Regions from separate parts of the Homo sapiens genome. Here all the other regions are linked to region 1. A link is a contact called in ENCODE Hi-C or POLR2A ChIA-PET data. All regions are on one chromosome and are shown on one strand. The core of a region is the stretch at or near the end of the contact, and the rest is flanking DNA. Distances in the headings are between cores, read along the strand shown.

The links. Hi-C counts contacts between places; a loop is a spot of excess contacts on that map. ChIA-PET counts read pairs that join two places held with the same protein, here RNA polymerase II (POLR2A). Pooled maps may share reads with other maps.
Region 2: a map of IMR-90 shows a loop between it and region 1 (3-fold over the local background). The contact joins the enhancer-like site here to the promoter of ATF6-DT in region 1. A Hi-C loop is called at or near these places in 1 of 168 maps with a recorded cell type or tissue (IMR-90). POLR2A ChIA-PET finds 5 or more read pairs at or near these places in 3 of 52 experiments (A673, MCF 10A and activated T-cell).
Region 3: a map of mammary epithelial cell shows a loop between it and region 1 (2.8-fold over the local background). The contact joins the enhancer-like site here to the promoter of ATF6-DT in region 1. A Hi-C loop is called at or near these places in 2 of 168 maps with a recorded cell type or tissue (A673 and mammary epithelial cell) and 7 of 50 pooled maps. POLR2A ChIA-PET finds 5 or more read pairs at or near these places in 1 of 52 experiments (Panc1).

What each region holds. Positions count from the first base shown.
Region 1 is chr1:161,764,253-161,768,245 of GRCh38, forward strand. It overlaps ATF6-DT (ATF6 divergent transcript), which reads right to left and starts at 1,895. Exons shown (of 3, transcript NR_187280.1): 1 at 1,578-1,895; 2 at 1,172-1,249. ATF6 (activating transcription factor 6) reads left to right here and starts at 2,068. Exons shown (of 16, transcript NM_007348.4): 1 at 2,068-2,190. The coding sequence starts at 2,109. LOC124904444 (a long non-coding RNA gene) reads left to right here and starts at 2,197. Exons shown (of 2, transcript XR_007066695.1): 1 at 2,197-2,554. RefSeq lists enhancers at 177-346, 1,886-1,965, 1,996-2,075.
Region 2 is chr1:162,528,681-162,532,673 of GRCh38, forward strand. UHMK1 (U2AF homology motif kinase 1) reads left to right here. Exons shown (of 8, transcript NM_175866.5): 8 at 1-951. Among named protein-coding and RNA genes, the nearest start is that of UAP1-DT, 31 kb to the right of the region's middle. Within about 2 kb of position 1,776, at least 3 of the 41 ENCODE cell types and tissues checked have a DNase peak (open chromatin) inside an H3K27ac peak, as active enhancers do.
Region 3 is chr1:162,277,459-162,281,451 of GRCh38, forward strand. The region is part of intron 2 of NOS1AP (nitric oxide synthase 1 adaptor protein); the gene reads left to right. Among named protein-coding and RNA genes, the nearest start is that of MIR556, 63 kb to the right of the region's middle. Within about 2 kb of position 1,862, at least 2 of the 41 ENCODE cell types and tissues checked have a DNase peak (open chromatin) inside an H3K27ac peak, as active enhancers do.

The sequences.
Region 1 (3,993 bases), core at 645-3,144:
GTCAAGCTGCAGTGAGCTGAGATGGCTCCACTGCAATCCAGCCTAGGGGACAAAGTGAGCCCCTGTCTCAAAAAAAAAAAAAAAAAAAAAAAGAGGGAGAGAGAGAGAGAAATTGAGATTCATTCAAGGAAATACCATGGGTAGATCCTTAATATCCAATAAGAAAAATGATTTGGAGAACATTAAAGTTTACATACATTAAAAAAACCCAAATGACACTAAATGCATGTGTCTATAAACATGTTTAAGCACCGTAAAACTAAAAATAAAAGTGGACTAGAATTACACTTTTATTTTTATAAAATAAAATTTTATACCCATAAAATTCATGGTAGAAGTGGCCTACGCCAAGGGAGGAAAATGAAGCAGGGAGGAAAGAGGAATTCAATTCTGTAGTATTTAATTTCTTATGAAAAATCTGGGACAAAAATGAAAAATGTTAAATTTTTAAATTCTTGGTGATAGGTCACAAATGTTTGTTTCATAATTACTTGCACTTTTTGAATAAAAATAAAATCTTTTGGAAATTAAAAAAATTGGCGATTTGTCATGGTGATTTTCTTAAAAGACTAAGGTGTCTAGTGGGATACAGAAGACTCGATGATTTTATTTTATTTTAGGTTTTTTTTTTTTTTTTTTTTTTGAGACGCAGTCTCGCAATGTCGACCAGGCTGGTGTGCAGTGGTGCGATCTCCGCTCGCTGCAACCTCTGCCTCCCGCGTTCATGCGATTCTCCTGCCTCAGCCTCCCGAGTAGCTGGGATTACAGCTACTTGCCCGCCACCACGCCTGGCTAACTTTTTGTATTTTTAGTGGAGACAGGGTTTCACTATGTTGGCCAGGCTGGTCTCGAACTCCTGACCTCGTGATCCGCCCGCCTCGGCCTCCCAAAGTGCTGGGATTACAGGCGTGAGCCACCGCGCCCGGCCTTATTTTAGTTTTTTATGTCAATTTTTGAATTTGTAATTGGGTGAGAATTAAAGTGTTATAAATTTCACCTTAAGTGAAAATTTATTAGTTTTCTAATGACAAAAGTAGTTACATCTGACGTAAGGGGATTTAATTATCTTTTTCTGGGCTTGCGTCCCGGAACGCTGCTGCATTATGTAATCTGTAGTAATATACCCACGAGCAGTTTGGAGGGTTCTGGGAAGCACATTTGTTTTGCTTACCTACCATGGGAAAGATTCCACGTGGTCCTAGAAGCATACGTATTCGTCGGTTACAGTATTTTAAATATTCACTGGCCGCTGAAATTTAAAATGGATGAAAAAGAAATTCTCTTAAGTAGCGTTCTTGAAACTGCTTTATCAAACTCAGTTCATATTTTCAGTTGGAGTTCGTGATGTATGTGATTTTCCTTTAAATAAAACCCGAATCTTTAGTAATACAAATATTGGGAACTTCGATTACTGTAGGTCTTAGGGTAGACTCGCTTGGACTTTGACTAAATACTATGCTTTAGAAATTTATCTTTAGGAGATAAATTTGGGGGGTTTATCTTTTTATATTTGCTTTGTTTCAATTTATTTAAATAAAAGTAGTCTTTCTAGAAGTATGTTTTATAGTACCACTTACCTCGGTTACTGTCCCAGTTAAGCAGTTTTCACGAATGTGGAAAAATAGTAGTGTTTTTCTTTCATACACGCGTATATGAAAAATTTTTACATTGATAGAGAATTATTCGTAAAAATTAAAGTAAATTTACTGTTAGTCTCTAATTTTGTTCTGAGATAGCCACGCTGTGGCATTAAGAAGGATAATCAAGGAATAAGCCATAATGTTCAGAAAGGGGCTTTACTTTTTATTTTTAATATTATTGATAAACTTTGTTTAGTCGAATTGATGTCTGCGTGTCTTCCCCCGCCTTCCCCATAAAACAGCGGGACAGAAAGTCCTGAAAACTCCAAAAGGGAAATATTTACTCAGAGGTCTATTCAAATTTGCTTAGTCTCTGACGTTTTCCTGTGTCGTACAAATCCCTCGTGCGGCAAAAGTAGTTTGTCTTTACTAGGCCACCGTCTCGTCAGCGTTACGGAGTATTTTGTCCGCCTGCCGCCGCCGTCCCAGATATTAATCACGGAGTTCCAGGGAGAAGGAACTTGTGAAATGGGGGAGCCGGCTGGGGTTGCCGGCACCATGGAGTCACCTTTTAGCCCGGGACTCTTTCACAGGCTGGATGAAGATTGGGGTGAGTGGGATCTGAGAATGTACCAGGGTGGCTCGGGTTCGCGTCTAAAGGTTTCTTCCTCCCTACTTCCGCCCACTCGTGGTGACAGGTGTGGACCAACCCTGCCTGGGGAGTGAGGCCCCTCGTCACTCCTGTTCGTGCCCCTGGAAGAGTCTGGGAGTATCGTTCGGCTTCTGTCCTGGCCACAGGGAGAGTAGAATATTGTCTAACTGGAGTTAACTGTCGTTTTTCACTATTCCCACTGGGGAAGTACCGGGTGATCTTTTTGTGTGGCTAACACTGGACGTCTTTAGGAGGTTTAGAGCAAAATGGCTGGGACCGCCAAAAAGGCTACAAGCTATTTCCTGAGTGTGAAATGTGGGCGGTGAGCACAATGGAGTGGGTTTTTGTGTGTTTGGTGTATATGAGAGAATGTGGTTATATACAAGAAATTCTAATCTTACAGCTTTTACTATTGGTTTAAGCCTGATGTCCGTCTTGGCAGAAAAGCAAAACACCCAAGCACCTGACCTCGGGTCCCTGCTTAGCTACACCTAATACTTATGGTGTAATCCTGACTGCTCTCCAGATACAGCTCTTAATTTTCTTGTTAATGGATATTTTGTTTGGTTTTGGTGGTCAGGAAGGGTGGAATGGGATGAAGTGGAAATGAGAATGAAGAAACTTTGTTATCTAAGTATTTAGAGGAGACTTTTATTCTCCTCTTGATTGCAAGATATAATAGTAATATTGTTCTTAGGTTCCAATATGAATTTGGGATTGTGTAGGTTCCCAAATGGGCCCGCTAGTGAGCCTACACCACTCATCAGCCTTGGAACTGGGGGGAACCCAGTTTATCTTTCTCCCTTGGATCAGCATTCTCAATAGCAGGAGTGGAAGGAATCTCAACTTTTTATTGAACAAAGTCATTTAATTGTTTCAAGGACAGATGTTCTCTAAAACTATATTCTATTGGAGATTTATTTTAATCCTTGGGTAGATTTTTTAAGAGTTGCTGGAAAACTTAAGATTTTTTATTCCCATTTTCCCAAGCCAAATGCATTAGTGACAGTAACCATTTATTTAGCTCTTTGTGTCAGGGACCCTGTTAAACTCTTGACATGAAGTATTTTGTTTAATCCTACCAACAGTCCAATGAGGTACTGTTTATTTTAGAGATGAGGAAACTGAGGCTAACAGAATTTGTGCTCAGATTCTTAGAGCTAGTTAGTGGCAGAAGAAGGATCAGACCAGGTTTTTCTACCTCCAAAGTCTGTACCCCTAGCATCTATTCTATAATGCTTTCCTAACTCATGTCTACAGATTTTATTCTTCCTAAGATCCCTGGTTATTAATAAGACTACTTGAATATATTGGGTAGTTATGATTTATTTTGTCAGCTAGTCAGCTATTATATTTTCATGACATTTCTTTTCTTTACCTCTTTTTTTGAGATGGAGTTTCGCTTTTGTTGCCCAGGCTAGAGTGTAATGGCGCAATCTTGGCTCACCGCAACCTCCGCCACTCGGGTTTGAGCGATTCTCCTGCCTCAGCCTCCCGAGTAGCTGGGATTACAGGCATGCACCACCACGCCCGGCTAATTTTGTATTTTTAGTAGAGACGAGGTTTCTCCATGTTGGTTAGGCTGGTCTGGAGCTCTGGACCTCAGGTGATCCGCCCACCTCGGCCTCCCAAAGTGCTGGGATTACGGGTGTGAGCCACTGTGCCCGGCCAGTGACATTTCTTAAAGTATAACTGTGGGACACTTCCTGGTAGCATAATTTTATGTCGTCTTCTGATACCCAGGCTGCATTTTCCAGACTT
Region 2 (3,993 bases), core at 526-3,025, 760 kb after region 1:
AAGCTGCATCTCTGTAGATTATTTACTTTGCAGACTGTAAAGCTGCCCTATCTTTTCCAGCAGAATTTACTCTTCCATTCTTAATTCTTTTTTGAAATATCTTAAATAATTTAACATTCCTTTATAACTTCTTAACAGTGTCAAAACTGGGGTAGAAGGGATTTTATTTTTTCCCAAAAGGGTTCCATCTTTGCTATCTGTTGATCAGCCTTAGAAAATCTAAGTATGATCAATAAATTTTAATGGTTGATGGCATCCTGTGTCAGCTGGAGTAGTTGGTTGTGAATATTAAAACCTAGTACTATTTTCCCTCAGTAACATGTAATTGCTACATTTTTTATAAGAAGGTATGGTTAGAAAAAAATGTGAAAGATCACTTAAACCAAAGCCAGTTACAAGGAGTAATCTCTCCTGTTGGTTTACCTTCACCTCAGAACTACAAGAATATTACAATACATAGTGAATAGTTGTCTGTAACATTTCTACCAGTTGTTTCAGTAGCATATTGGTCTTGGCATTTCTTGGCACTGTGGTTCTGCTGTATTATTTGTGATGTCTTATTGTTTGTGAGCTTTTGTTTTTTTTTTAAAGAAAAAACAAAAACTAAGTGGGACTATGTATGTAGATGTGTGTCAGTACCAAAAAGTTATTTTCTCAAATCCCTAAATTTCTGATTTCCATTCAAGTCTTTTAAACTCTTTCCTGCTGAATAGCAAAGAACTTTTATTTTCCACTTTCCTATATTCCTAAAAAGTGTGAACAATGCGTTTCAGTTGACTGTATTGCATACTTTTTTGCTGAAGACTTTTTCTGTAAACACAATTGCCTTGTTCAGTTTTGTTGTAAACTGACTTACCATAAGATGCACTGTTGATAATGCTTTCTGATGTGTGTTTGATAAGAGTGATAAAATAAAAGCTTAAAAATAAAGGAGTTGCTTTTTAATTTCAACTTTTTCTATACTTAGTATAAATATTCAGATAACAGGTAAATATATTTATTTTCTGATTTAATTTTAACTAAAAGCTGCCAATAAAAATTTCCATGTAGCTTTAACCACCCATTTCTAAAGAATATGATTTTTCATTTTTGGAAATCTTGCATCATATTGGTAATACTGATATGTAATTTTTTATTTTGGAAAAGTGTTCTTGATATTATAGAAACAGCCAGGTCTAATGAAAAGAACCAGAGTTCAGAGTCAGGAAATTTGTGTTCTAATCTTGGCTGTTTTATCAACTTGGATATCTTTAATCCAGTGATTCTGCTTTGATAATAGCTGTATTTTTATGTTGTGAGGACCAAATGAGATAATAGGTGCAATAGTAATAAAACAGCCACAAATCATGAAGCATCAACTAGGTGATGGGTACCATTTTAGTTTATATCATGTTTAATGTTCCCTTTTTCCACATGGGAACTGAAACCCAAATAACCTGAGACCCAATTAACTGAGACAACAGAGACCCAATTAACCCAAATAAAGAGACTTGCCCGACATTTCATAAAACTGAGAGGTGGTATTTATATACTGGTCTGTCTGGGAGTGGCATTGGCATGTTGTTTTGGGAAGTCAGTGACAGATCTGGAAGATAAATTCAACAGGAAAATGTTGTTAGAAGGGACACCCTAAGAGACTGTTTTAATAACTTAGACTGGAGTTAAGAATATTTAAACCAGTAATTCTCATCCTTCAGCATATAACAGAATCACCTGGGAGGGCCTGTTAGGCTACCGACTGCTGGGCCCCGCCCCTAGAGTTTCTGACTAGTTCTTTGTGGGATTCGAGAATTTGCATTTCTAACAAGTTCTCAGGTGGGGCTGTTGCTGCTGCTAGGGTGGAGACTGCACTTTTAGAACCACTCATCTAAACAACGGGCATTGGTTAGGATTGAAAAGCAGAAGCAGGCCTTTATTCAAGGGCTACTTAGGAGTAGCTCAATCTCTTCATCTCCCTGATAGTAGAATAGTGACTAACTGAGCGTTATTTTGCACCAAACGTGCTAAATGCTTTTTGGTTAATCCTCCCAAGAAGCCTATTAGGAAGATATTAATGTTCACTTCATTTTATGGTTAAGGAAATGGATTGTTTAGCTTACTTCCTAGGGTTTACACAGTGGACAAATGAATATCTAACTTCAGAGTCACCAGTGTGCTAGGTTGCGTGCTAGTCAACCCAGTAATTCCTTCCAGATCCAGCTTCCCTTTTTCATTTCCTCAGATACTACTGGGTTTAGTCCTTGATCTTTTACTAGAGTTTCTTAGAAGATCCCTGTCTCCTGCCCTCTTGTCTCTTAATACTGCTAACAGTTTTCATTTTTAAAAAGAAGCCTGATCATGCTACTCATGTATAAAATTCTTCATTTTATTTCCTATTCTGCCCATTTGCCTTCAAAATTATGTCTAATTCTCTTGAATTGGCATATAAGACTTTTTACAATCTGGCTCCACCTGTCAATCATGCCTCCTATCTCTTTCCCTATTTATATTTCATGCTGCAGCTGCACCTACCTGTATTTCTGCAAAGTCCATCCTTTTTCCTCTTCTGATCCTCTTATTAAAATGCCATTCAGGCCAGGCACAGTGGCACACGCCTGTAATCCCAACATTTTGTGAGGCTGAGGTGGGTGGATCTCTTGAGCCAGGAGTTGGAGACCAACCTGGGAAACATGGTGAAACCCTGTCTATACAAAAAATAGAAAAATTAGCCTGGCATGGTGGCATACACCTGTAGTCCCAGCTACCTGGGAGGCTGAGGTGGGAGGATCACCTGCGCCCGGGAGGTCAAGGCTGCAGTGAGCTGTGATGACACCAACTGCGCTCCAGCCCAGATGACAGAGTGAGACCATGTCTCAAAAATAAAACAGAAAAAAATTAGCCAGGCATGGTGGCACGCGCCTGTAATCCCAACTACTCGGGAGGCTTAGGCATGAGAATTGCTTGAATCTAGGAGGCAGTGGTTGCAGTGAGCCGAGATTGCACCACTGCACTCCAGCCTGGGCGACAGAGCCAGGCTCCGTCTAAAAAAAAAGAAAAACAATAAATAAAACAAAGTTGCATTCAATTCCCTGCCTACCCATGCCCAGTTATCTGTGTGATAAAATCATATTGATCTTAAAACAGCTCAGTTGTTACTTTCTCTAGTTATCTTCCCTGTGCTCTTCCCTGTCAAATTGTTAGTAATTCTGTACCAAGTCTTTACTTTGTATGTATGCATTTCCTATATGACTAGATTTACCATTTTGTTTTGCCCCAAGTGTACTCCTTATCAGTAGTGGATCATCATATTCAGATCTGTATTCCTAGCACCTAGCCCCATGCCTGAGCTATAGTAATTGCTCAATAAATGTTTGTGGAGTTGAAAATGAATTCATAGAATCTGGCATCCAGTTGGATATGGATGACTCCAATATTTCAAAGAATGGCAGTTTAGTAGTTTATTTTATTTATTTATTTATTTATTTTTGAGACAGTTTTGCTCTTGTTGCCCAGGCTGGAGTGCAATGGCGCCATCTCGGCTCACTGCAACCTCCGCCTCCCAGGTTCAAGCAATTCTCCTGCCTCAGCCTCCCTAGTAGCTGGGATTACAGGCATGCACCACCACGCCTGGCTAATTTTGTATTTCTAGTAGAGACGGGGTTCCTTCATGTTGGTCAGGCTGGTCTTGAACTCCTGACCTCAGGTGATCTGCCCGCCTCTACCTCCCAAAGTGCTGGGATTACAGGTGTGAGCCACTGCACCTGGCCAGTAGTTTCTATTTTAGTTAACTCTATAGCAAAAGGAAATCATTATAATCTATTGATGTACAAATAACAAAATTGGCAATTTAATCAAATAACTTAGAAATTTAGAAAGGTAGACTTTGGATTTTAAAAATATAGCAGATTATGCCCAGTCACGGTGGCTCACACCTGTAATCCCAGCATTTTGGGAGGCCAAGGTGGGTGGATTCCTTGAGGTCAAGAGTTCAAGACCAGCCTGGCCAAGACAATG
Region 3 (3,993 bases), core at 612-3,111, 510 kb after region 1:
TACTGTAGTTTCTCTCTTCCCAGCCACCTTACATCTGGAACTTGTATTATCCTAATGGATGAATGCAAGCACAGGTTTTCCAAATTTACCCTTATCTCTTGCTCATCATGTTAGAAAGTCTAAGCTCACCCTAAGCGTACTATGGGGAAATTCAACGGGTAGAAGACTTGGGAGAGCATAGGAAAAGCAGTCCCACATGAATGGCTGTGTGACCCCCACATCCTGTCTAGCTCCTATTACCTGATTCTCCAGTGCAAGATAGACTTTTTCAATGTATAACACATTCTTGTGTTCACCTGTGCTGGCATTGGTGAAAACATTGCTACCTTTTCCAGGCAAGGGATTTAGGGACCACTTCCTTATTCTGCTTCTCAGTCTATATAGTGATTTCATCCAGATATTTTCTTTATTCTTACTATGCAGTGCTTGATACATGTCTCTAGTCTTTCCTAGATTTCTCATTTACAGTGTCTCTTCTTCCTGATTCCTTAGTGCTGTTGCCAAGATTATGTTCAGGATTTGCACCTCTATTTTTCACTCTTTTTAAAACCCTTAAGCACCCTCCTACTTTCTATGCAAAACTATAGTAACTTCTTTTCCATTTTAGAACTTTCCCCATCTGTCTGCATCCTTTCTGCCTTCCATCCTCTTCCCTTGCTTCTGGGATTGACCTGGCCTCACCAAATGCCTTCATTTCTATGTTGGTATACATTTGCCCCACCTTCCTCAAGTGTGCCTGCCCATCTAACTCTTCCTACAAGAGCTATGAAGGTTCATATCACATTGAGTCATGTTTAGAGCTGGGAAGGTGTAATCTAACCCAATACCCTGGCTTCACAGAAGGGAAGAATTATACCCTTCTGTAGGGTAGGTGGCTTGCTCAAGGTCACGTAGCTAAGAATGTGAATACTTGCTGTGAAATAGCATTACTATTCAGTGTAGCTTCTTTGACTTCATAATACTTCATGCAAATTGTTTAACCTAACTTCACAAGGTAAGTGTGGGATGTGTGTGGCAGATAGTGAGAGGTGCTGGGAGGTTTATTAAACATGATTGATTACCTTCTTTTCAAGAGAGGTAAATTGAGCCCTAGAAAGACAAAAGGATTCATCATTTGTCTCATACCCACTTTTGGTCTGAGGCAGAAAACCGTAAATCCTTGATTCATGACTCTTCTAAATACTAGGAAACGTTTACTCCTTCTACGTGTGTGTGTGTGTGTGTGTGTGTGTGTGTGTGTGTGTGTGTGTGTGTAGATATGAATCATACTGTGGTAACAGTGTTATCTCTGCCCCACTCCTCTGCAAGACTATTTATTGCTGCATAATGGATGTGTATATTTTGGGGTACATGTGATAATTTGATACATTCATATAGATTGTAACGATCAAATCAGGGTGACTGGGACATTCATCACCTTAAATAAGTACCTTTGCTTTCTGCCAGGAACGTTGTTTAATGTCTCTAGTCTTCCTACTTACATCATATATTAACCATTTAGAGGAGTTTAGAGGACAGTCTAGGCTAGATATTAGTGGAGAATGATAGAATTGACCGGAGTAGGGTTTATACTGTTGTATTTTTATCTTGCCATCCACCTCTGTCTCTTTTTTTACTTAAAGAAGAGAAGATTCTAATACTTGTTTTTAACATGCTGTGAGAGATATAGAGAAGAAAGCAGCTGAAAGCAGCAGATGATTGTTAGTACTGGTACTCATCTTGCTTCATAAATCAGCCCTTCAGGCCCCTTAATCATTTAGGTTGTTGTTCAGCTACCCGTGACCTGTCAGCATGCTCCTGGTCAGAGAAAAGTGATGGCTGTATTCCCGGGGCTATCTCGTCTCCTCTCTACAGGGAGCAACCGCCACTTGGAGCTCCCCTGAGTACACAGTCCGAGATTGCTTGCACTTGAGGCTGCCGCTGCCTTCCATGCCAGGGCCTGTTTGACTTGCCCTATGCCATCATGCTGGTCTCCTGACACTGTGGAAATGCAGCCTCCTCACAGAACATCTGTGTGTGCATGAACCGCTCTTCCACCTTCTCAACGTTCCAAACAGCAACGAGCTTGAATATTTCCTGCCCCAAAGCCCTCCTTAAGTTCAGAAGGTCTCTTTACCATGTTTTTCTGTCCTCACTGGTATTTCATACCCTTCCCACGTTATTGACATGTGTCCCTGGGTGTGGAATGTTCCTGGTCCTGTGAAGTTAATTTCCAATATGTTCTTATTTCTCTTCTTGCTTTCTGTTATAAAATGGGGTTTGTGTGCTCATGAGACAGCTCATTAACCATGTATTGAATGAATGGAGGAATGAATGAATGAATTTTATTTCCTGGAGCCATGATTCTGAGCTACTAAAAGACACAAGTGTTGGGGAACATAACAAGCACAGAGCCAAGAGTCAGGAGATGTAGGTTCCAGATATGGGTTTTCTGCTAATGAACCTGGGAAGTCTCTTATCATCCCTGGGCACTGGTTTCTTCATCTATAAGATGAAAAGCTTGGTCAACCCTGGTGGCCTCAAACATTTCAAATACAAAGTTTCCTCTATAAATTTTTTAATGAACTATTTCAGGCTGGGTGCAGTGGCTAATGTCTGTAATCCTAACACTTTGGGAGGCCGAGGTGGGAGGATTGCTTGAGTCCAGGAGTTTGAGATCAGCCTGGGCAGCATAGCAAAACTCTGTTTCTATTTAAATAAATAATAAAGAAATATTTCAGATGTAAAAAATGTATGAAAGGTAAAGTATGAATACCTAATGCTTAGCACTCTGTGGAATTTCCTCCCAAAGTAATACTTTTTATTTTATTAGCTTTTGATTTAGAAAATGGATGACAACAACTAGCAATAGCACTTTCATAAGAATCTATCTTGTTACAAGAATAGCTATACTTAAAAAATAGTACATATATGATTAAGACACATTGATTAGTTTATGGCAATTCTTAATGCAAATAAAAATGTATAATAATCCTTGCTTTTGTGGCCCAAAGTAGTGTTTCTGAATAGCATGGTCTACATTACCATGTGCATTTTAAAAAACGCCAACTTTTGGCCGTACTTCTGATCTGCTGAATAAACATTTCTAAAGCCTGGGCCTGTGATTCTGCCTTTTTATCAAGTATTCCAAATGGGATTTAGAACTTGAGTTTTAGATCTCCTTGGTCTACAAAGTAGGATGATACTTCATTTCTATATAATGACAATGAATATTTCTTTAAAAAGTAGCTTCTGTGGTTCCTTTTGAGTATTTTGGAGATTGCAGAGATTTTATTTATACCCAATTTTCAATAATATATCTATTGCAAAAATAAGTCATGCTGGGATTGAGGTAGGTAGATGGGAAATAAATGTCTCTACCCAGTGTTTCCAAGACTCCTCATAGATATTCTGGAATTTAGATTCATTTCAAACTTTGGTGTTGGTCATGCTGGCATTTCTGAGATTTTATATAAATCAACAATACAAGACACATCAGTATTAGAAACTGCCATGGTTCTCAGGAACCCTGCCCCCAAGATTCTGGTTCCATAGGCATAAGAGCCAGAAGTTAAGGAAGCTGGGTAGCCCACAGAACAGAAATTCATCTCACGACCATCCCCCCAATCATTACTCCTAACTGTACAGTCAAATGATTACGAGTGGCTTTGGCCAATAATGACAGCTCTACAGGATTTCATTTTTAAAAGGCTGTATCAAGCATAGATAAAGTGCTCAGTACTGTGCTGTGGACCATGGACCATATAAGGAAGATTAGTTCTTAAAGTCCTTGCACTTCGGAATGGAATCCAGATTTTAATAATTTGGTAATTAACTTCTGGAAGGCTTACTTTATATACAGTGCCTTTTCTTGGGCTCTGTGAATAACCACTGTCAACTATATTCATTACTTTGACATTCATTTATCACCCTCCTATGTCCTGGTCTCTTTTCTTGGGTAGAAATATGTATCAGTCATATTTCTTGCTCTCATGAAGGGTATGGCCTGTGGGA